Linked DNA regions of Homo sapiens: region 1 is linked to region 2. A link is an interaction called in ENCODE POLR2A ChIA-PET data of the cell type or tissue named here. Cell type or tissue: MCF 10A. All regions are shown on one strand. Each heading gives the region's core, and the rest is flanking DNA. Links, peaks and the distances in the headings are about the cores only.

Region 1 (4,406 bases), core at 311-4,310, 120 kb after region 2:
CTGGCCCCTGAAGAGTGGAAGCCTTAGTCAGGCCTGCCTGTGCTGCCTTCAGGTGAGATGTTATCAGCGTTGCATTGAAGGCTGGGTCTTGTTTCCAGAGGCAGGAACACAGTCAAGGCCAACACTCTGTTACCAACTGGGAGTTTGGCATTGCTGCCCCTGTACCACAGTGGAGCCTTCAGCCTTTCCCACTGCCTCTGCTCCTTCCGAGGGCTGAGCTTGATCTGCGGGACTGCTCCATTCCATGATCAAATGAAATGTCTCTCTGATGATTCTGAAACAGAGCTTAGGTGTGGGAGCCTGAGGCCAAAGGCCTCCATTCTACCCCGATGGGCTGGAAGATCTAGAGTCTAGTTTCCTCACCTGCAAAACTCGTGGAGATCTGGACTCAATCAAATAGACATGCATCAAAGCAGGCTATCTATGAGTCACAGTGGGGCCTATGAAGGTGTAAAGGATGGTAGTAACTCTCAAAGACGTTTTGGTCTGATGGAGCAGATTTAAACAGAACACAGATTTCTATGGTACAAGGCAGAATTGCATCACAGCCTGCCAGAGATGTAGAAATGTAGCATTATGGGTTCTCAGACAGGGGAGATCACACCCTGCTGAGCTAACCAAGGAATGCTTCCTAGAGGAGATAGCATCAGGAGGTGAACTGATTGCAGCAGACAAGGGGACCTGTAATTCAGGCAGAGTGCCTACCGTGAACTGAAGTAGGTGTGTGTGTGGTGGGGAGACGAGAACAGGGTATGTATGTACTTTCAGCTACCTGATCCCACACACCATTTGTAAACCAGCTACAGTTTATTGGAAGCTTACTAGGAAGAGGTAATGACTCTACAAGGCATTCATAGCATTGCTTGTGTTTTACAGACAAGGAAACTGAGATCAAATGAGTTTAACTTGTTCAGCATACCATGATTGCTAATCTGCAAAACTTGGATTCTAACCCAAGTCAATGTGATTCAAAGTCTGTCTCCTTAACCACTCTGCCCAACGTTCCTTACAACTTTAAAATTCTTGCTTGTTTTATCCTTTCTGCATCCAAGGTCCTCTGTGACTTGGTCCTCGCCAGCTTTCCAAGATGCCCTCATTTGCTTTGCTACACACACATTCTGTTCCTGCACAACATCTGTGATCTCCCTTCAGATTTTTGCACATCCCTGGGGCAAAACACATGGACCTGAGGAAGAGCTGAAGTCAAAGGGACACATGTGCTCATATTGTGCATTGGCTGGACGTCCAGCTCCCACGAGATGGCTGGGCCCTGCACTTCTCTGTGGGCATCCCCCACCCTTACCCCCTATCTAGGCTGGACAGGCATTCAGAGCCTGTCATGGATGGGTTGGATTGATGGGTTAAAGATGCTATTTCTGACAGTGGTGTTCTGGCCATGTCTATAGTTCTGCCCTGACCTGGAGCTGGGAGCACAGTAAGAACTAGGTTGGTGAGTGTTGAGTGAATGAATGAGGGGTAACTTGACTGCCCACCATTGCTCCTTCAGCAGGGTTACTGTACTGGAAACAGGTAAGTCTTCCCTCTGCTGCCTTTCTTTATAGCAAGTTCCATGTGTTCAGTTGGTGTCATATTTCCTAGGACAGCTGGGGATCCCCTGAAATGATATTCTCCTTCAGTAATACAGTTTAATTAATTAATGAATCAACCACCCAATTAATCCAATAGATAAGTATCAACACCTACCATGTGCCCATCACTCTTTTATCCACTCCATGGTGGATACATCCTTGCCCTCATAGGGCTTACATTCCAGTAAAGTTAAGACCCATTTATTATAGATGCTCCATGGATCCATAAATGTCTGTTGGCTGATTTATCCTTATGTAATGTGTTAAGCTAGAAAATATTTAAATTTCTATTGTACTCATAAGCTTTGAACCACCTGATTACTGGTCCATTTTAGAGAGAACATTTACCCAAGTACTAAATCATCAAAAATTTGCAGGGAGACAGTTTTCTGATTCAGAAATCCTGGGCCCTCCCCTAACATCTGTGATTCATGCCGCTTGTTCCATGTAAAGCAGGGATTCCTGCTGAAGATTGCAGGATGGTTAAACTTGGCACCAATTGATGTACATGTTAGGGCTAAAACCTCAATACCGCAAGGCCATAGCAGGGAAAATCCATTAGCATATTCATGATTCCTGTGCCTTCTATTTATAGGTCTATTGTCAAAGCCAATGATTTTTCAGCTTTCACGGGACTTCCTCACTTACCAAGGATTTCTGCTGTAAAATAAGAATGTGTGAAATCCAAACATATTCTCGTTATACTTAGACACTCATATCTCCAGAAACCGTAGGCATTTCTAAAGTCTGAAAAAGATTACTGGGAAACAGAAACCCACATTCACGACTTGCTCATCGTTCTTCTCTACGTTTCACAATTGTTTGGTCTTTAACCAAGCAGTACAGAGGTGTGGCTACGAAATCAGAAATCGACTTTTCATGTGTGGTTTGGATAAACTTCCTTCTGGTGTAAAGTCATTATATTTTTAATTTAATTGTCCCTCTAGGCAGCTAAGAGGTGGCGAAGGCATGCGGGTTTCACATGGTCTAGTTGGCTTTGTCCTCTGGCAAGTGTGAAGTTGAGGCTAAGGGACGGCTTTGGACCCTGGCAGCAGTCAGGGGTCTGAATATCAAGGTGCTTTCCGCTTCTTGATGTGAGCTGTGAAATATTTCGTGGGGCTTTATATATACCATTGGGGGCCCTTTTCTAAAAGAACAAAAACATCCTCTCTTCCCCCCCTCATTTTACTAGTTGGGGTCTGCCTGTATTGGATTGCACATGCCCACCCAGGTGCTGGGCAGCTTGCTCAGAGTGGGGTCTCAACTCCCACCCTGGCTGTTGGCTAGAAGCGAATCTGGATTTCTTGTTCTTTCTCTGAGTGGGGCTCCAACATTTTGCAGCTGACGTGTTTGGAGTAAAAATGTTTACAGGCCCGGAGGAACATTAGCAACATTGCAAATGCTTTTTATTAAGACAAAAAAATGAAGCTGAATTATAATTGTGTGAATAGAAGAGAGTGTGAAAGTCTTTTATCCCTGGGGTCTTGAGGACTCAGATCTTTCTGTTTTGCTTTCTATATATATGGCTGGAAGCGGGAGCTTAGTTCCTATTTAGGGAAATTGCTGATGCTAATACAATTTGATGTTTATGAGCATCAGAACCATAAAATAGATACAAAAGAAATTCTTTGGGTGTTTTGCAGAGAAGATAGTCCAGAGATGATGAAAAAGACTTCTTGGAGGAAGCTTTTGATGGGTTTGGAGGATGAATAAGAGCTCAGCAAAAGGCAAAGGGAGATGGCTTTGATGGAGGAAGAGAATTCCTGGTAAAAGGACTAGGAAGAAAGTCTGATGGGGCTGTAGTACAGTGTATATGCTGGGGAGCAAGCGGGTCTCCAGCGTATGAAAAAGTGGGTTGAGCTAAGACTGTAGAGAGTTTTACTAATGAGTGTATATGAAATTTGTAATGGCAATGGAGAGTCTTTGGGCTTTTATTTGAGAGCCTAGGTTTTTTTTTTTTTTTTGGGATGGAGTCTCGCTCCGTCACCCAGGGTGCAGTATAATGGCGCAGTGTCGGCTCACTGCAACCTCCGCCTCAAGGGTTCAAGCGATTCTCCTGCCTCTGCCTCCCGAGTAGCTGGGATTACAGGCGCCCACCACCATGCCTGGCTAATTTTTGTATTTTTAGTAGAGATGGGGTTTCACCATGTTGGCCAGGCTGGTCTCTAACTCCTGACCTCATGATCCGCCCACTTCCACCTCCCAAAGTGCTGGGATTACAGGCATGAGCCATTGCACCTGGCCGCCTAGGTTTTAAAATAACAATTTGTTTGATATCCCTTAGATGCTGTTGCGATCTAAGGTGACTTCACTATCTGTTGGGACCTAGAGTACAAATTACACAGGGGGCCTGCCAGACTCAACATCAAGGAATCCTTGCCTGGACACTGAGGTTGGGCTCACATGATCAGCTAGGTCCACCTGCGTTGGAGTTTCTACCATAGCAATACCTGAATGGCATCTTCAGTGAGTGACTCTGGGCAATCTCTTAAGAGGATAAGTCAGCCAAACCCAACTGGTGATGTGGGTGGAATGTATTCAGAGTTATTGACAATGACATTGGCATCTTCATTGTTTCTTATGCGGTGTAGTGACAGCATATAACTCAGTGGTGGCCACAGACACCTCCCAGCATAGGGTGTCTGGAGCAGAGCCTCAGCCCTTGTCCTGCATGTTCTCCTCCAGGCTTGCCGCATGCTGGAGTGTAACCGTCCACACAGCTGGCCAGAGCCATTCTCAGGCTTTATTACTTTTCTCTGGGTCTTTTCTAGATTCCTCCTCTTCCATCATATTTGGGTGAGTACAGGAAATAGCAGA
Region 2 (4,393 bases), core at 1-4,000:
GCCATAGTCCAGTGGGATAAAGGAATGATAAACTGTATATAACTGTAAAATATATGTAGCATATATACATGGCTATATGCTGTATATGTAATAAGGTTTATTTCTGTGAGTTTTGTATGAAAATCAGCCTCATTATTTATAGTTGAATTTTTGCACAAAATATATGTTAATAAAATAATTTTTATGGCAATACAACTGTGAAATAATAAGGCCGATTTTCATATAAATGTATGAAAATCAACCATGTTTTCTCTCACCCTCTCTCTTTTGTTTATCTTGTTTTTGGTTACATGATACCATGGAAATATTCCAAATAAATTTTTTTCTCACAGTGTCAAGGTAACTGAATTCATTAAAAAATCTTGAAGGGAGTAGGGAGTGGGGGAAGCATGGGAGTGGGGCAAAGTTGAATTTAGAGAATTTTTATAACCCATGTTACAAGGAAGTTAAACAATTGTAATAATGAAATGAGCTTTCTCTATAGCCATATTTAATTAAATAAGTGTCGAATGTCTTCTTTATTGTATTTTCAGAAGTGAGGCGATGGCATTTTAAGACATTTTTTACAATCTGAATTGTTTCTAATAGCCCTATTCTTCTATTTTAAAACCTGTCCTTTTAGTCTCATTTAAGAGATGGCATTTGGAATTTACACTTTCATATGATTGTGCAGAAAACTTGCCTCTATTTATAATGAAGATAACTTAAACAGAAATATCCATTTTGTAGTTATAGCTTCTGTTGAAACATTGTCACTAAGTTGGACCGTTTATTTACACAAGTATTGTTGAGGGAGTGATTTTTTCTTGATATGCGTCTGTTTTCATTTATTATTAATTTGAAAGATAAACAGTTGTGATCCATAATGGATCATTTCTTATGTCTTTTACATAGCTAATAATGTTCTCTGTTTATTTCTCATGAATTCCCATTTTGTGGCTAAAGACCAGACCTTTGCACTATTTCATCAAGATTATTTTATTGAGGTTTGGCTTACATATAGTAGAGGCAATACATAGAGATACGCAACTTTGTTTTTGCAGCTACAATACACTTTCTCAATCTCATATGTTTTTGTCTTGTAGAGACAGAGACAAGTTCAGCATGTTGCAGATTGGGAATAGTGAGCTATGAGAAGAGATTTAGAGCCTAGATGAGCTTAGGATAGAGAGTGGGCTCATTGGCCTAAATAAAAAGAGAAGACCAGAAGTCTTTGAGGTCTCTGTCTCTATTCATGCGCCTCGTGGAAAATTACCTTGGTACAATGGTAGCCTCTAAATAGACTGCCTCGCAAGCTATTCCAGAGGTCATGGAACAGAAAGCCTTATAAACCAAATAAAAATTCTCAAAATACATTGGTTTATTGAACCAATTTGCAATACACAGTGAGGAACAAGGAGAAAGCAATGATAGATTAACACTGTTAGTGTAACGTGCCAGTGGAGTGGAAAGACCGCAACACCTGAATCCTGGGTTTTGTAATGTTTTTATGTCCTGACTCACATTCTGTCACATACGCTTTCCCCTAATAGTCGGGTTACAAAAAGGACCAGAGTGGCCGCTTGAGCCAGATGACTCAATCAGATGAAATGTGCCTGAGGCCAACGATGTACACTTGCTCTATAGAAGGGTGTCAGGGGCAAGTACACTTCACCACAGCAATAGCTTGCCTATTAGTCTGCTGAGCAGTCATGAATTTTATTGTATTTCTTGGGTAAGGACAGGCCAGAATGAGTGTCACCAGTGGGTAATTGAATCAACTTCTCACACATACTGAAGGCTTTATATGTCTCATGCATACTTAGTGTATCATGAATATTTGGTATCTTTGTGGCTTTTCATATTTTTAGTGCTTCATGAATATTTGGTATCTCTTGCTCCTTTCTATCTGTGGTCACACATACACGCTCTATTAACTTTGCCTAATAAGTCTCCTAGGTTACTAACTTACTTACCTAAATGTAACACAATGAATTCCAGCTTTCTCATTTGTTCTATACCAGAATGGGAAATTTCCCCAAATCAGAAAATCACATCCTAACAAAGAAGTCTGTCTAAGACAGTACATCTCCTGTTGAACTTGCATCTTTCCACAGGACTTTCTGTTTTTAGGGATGAGACTATTCTCTGCTTCATCAAGGAAAGAGAAATGTTCAGGGTTGTAGGGATGGCACACTTATTAGTTCTGCCTGTCTGAAAGGTTCCTGCAGGACAGTTTGGTCAGAGCTGCAATTCTTAGTCCATGGTCTAATGCTTGAGTATCTCTTCTTTCCCTTTCCTGTCTCAGGAATCAGCTGAGAATTCATTCGATTGTCATGCCTCTAGCCCCTTACTGTGATTTGTTGGTTGCACTTTCATTTGCTTTAGTTCTAGAATCACCTGTTGACTCCTCAGACTTCACCTAACTTTGGAAACTCTCTTTTGGAGGCTTCTCATTTCCCCCTAATTCTGTGCTGCCTGAGCCCTAGAATTTTCCCACCAACGAATTATTCCAGGTAGATCCTAAGTTGCTGGATCTAGTTGATATTTAAACAATATCTAGTTGATATTTCTCATTCAGTTGGATCCAGAAACCAGTATCTCTAAAAACAACCTCTCATACCTTGTGGACCTAATTTTGTGTGCGTGTGTGTGTGCGCGCATATGTATATAGACAGGCACATCTTTTTTACTTTTGTAAAAGCTTATGCCTCTTTGGTATCTATATCTGTGAAAGTTTTAATGATCTGCCATAATGTCTTGGGGACCTTTGTCTTCTGTGTAAATGGTACTAGAGAAAACACCTATATTATGAGTCAATCTAGTTGGTTTTATTCGACATGAAGGAAATTTCCAGATAACAACACTAACAAACTCTCCCTTGACTAGGGGGACAAAGAAAAGCAAAACTGACCATAAAAAACAATTACCTGGTGAGAAGTTGCATAAACAGAATTAGGTAGTATATTGAAGACAGCATCATTAAACAGTTATGTTGTTCTCCTTGCAAAAAACATGTACTGACTTCCCGTTGAGTAATGCCAAGTTGTTTTTTTTATTATAAAACTTGCCCTTCATTACATGTTTCAAAGTGGTGTGGTGGGCCAAAATATTGAAATGATGGAACTGACTGATAAAGCTGTACAAATAAGCAGTGTGCCTAACAAGCAACACAGTAATGTTGACATGCTTAATTCACAAATGCTAATTTCATTATAAATTGTTTTGCTAAAATACACTTTGAAACTATTTTTCTGTATTCCAAGAGCTGAGATCTTAGATTTTATGTAGTATTAAGTGAAAAAATACGAAAATAATAAACATTGAAGAAAAAAATAACTTGTGTTTATTCCACGTTTTCTTTATCTATAACTTACGGAGAACACGGTGTTTGCTGTGTCTTCATTTAAGTATTCTGATGGGGGTTGGTTAGGAGGGTATTGGGCTCCAGAGTGGAGAAGGGGAAAAGGGAGCAGGAGGTACAATAGATATACAATACCACTTTTGCTACCAAACAAGGGGGGAAAAACCCCAACAACCTTCCAGAGGCACTAGGCAAATGTCAGATATTGGAGGTTGCTGTGAGCTACTCCTTAATGGTCATGCTGAGTTCTCATTTAGGAACGAAGGAAATTATGTCCTACTAGACCTATAAGAGAAAATAAAGAATACTACATTTGATAATGTAGCTCCAAGATTTTCTACTCAGTTTCAAAATGAAAATAGGAATATTGTATTGCCTCTACTGTCTATTTTAAAGACCATTTTCTCAATTCATTTTTTTCTCTAAGAAACTAATATTTACTGGTTTTTTTTTTTTTGAATATAAAAAGCAGGCCAGGCGCAGTGGCTCACGCCTATAATCCCAGCACTTTGGGAGGCTGAGGCGGGCGGATCACGACGTCAGGAGATTGAGACCATCCTGGCTAACGTGGTGAAACCCCGTCTCTACTAAAAATACAAAAAATTAGCTGGGCGTGGTGGCGGACGCCTGTAGTCCCAGCTACTTGGGAGGCTGAGGCAGGAGAATGGCATGAACCCGGGAGGCAGAGCTTGCAGTGAGCCAAGATAGTGCCACTGCACTCCAGCCTGGGCGACAGAGCAAGACTCCGTCTCAAAAAATAATAATAATTAAAAAAAAAAGCAAAAATGTTCATGGCAGAAATTTTCAAAAATACATAACGGTATAGATGAGAAAGTAAAATTAGTTGATCTTTATAAATAAAATATTTTAGTTGAATGTAAGAGATGAAAAAAACTGAAGTGACACTGAAGGAATTTGTATAATTGGTTTCTTCGTACCAAAATCAGTATTTGTTCTTAAGAGATTTCTTTAAAATTAAAAGAAAGTAGACATTAAAAGGCTTTGGGAAGCCAAGGCAGGCGGATCACAAGGTCGGGAGTTTGAGACCAG

Evidence for each region. Peaks named below come from ENCODE experiments on the same cell type or tissue, not always from the same donor. Only the 100,000 strongest peaks of a DNase experiment are listed, where the experiment ranks them.
Region 1: POLR2A ChIA-PET joins it to region 2 with 6 read pairs; 2 of 35 experiments call an interaction of 5 or more read pairs at or near these places.

The regions. Positions count from the first base shown.
Region 1 is chr2:19,794,213-19,798,618 of GRCh38, reverse strand. No RefSeq gene overlaps it. Among named protein-coding and RNA genes, the nearest start is that of LINC00954, 72 kb to the left of the region's middle. In MCF 10A, for the core only: no CTCF peak of the experiment used is centred there; DNase peaks (open chromatin) are centred at 2,068 and 2,368.
Region 2 is chr2:19,909,185-19,913,577 of GRCh38, reverse strand. WDR35 (WD repeat domain 35) reads left to right here. Exons shown (of 27, transcript NM_020779.4): 27 at 1-3,315. The coding sequence ends at 20. Among named protein-coding and RNA genes, the nearest start is that of TTC32, 9.4 kb to the right of the region's middle. In MCF 10A, for the core only: no CTCF peak of the experiment used is centred there; a DNase peak (open chromatin) is centred at 1,577.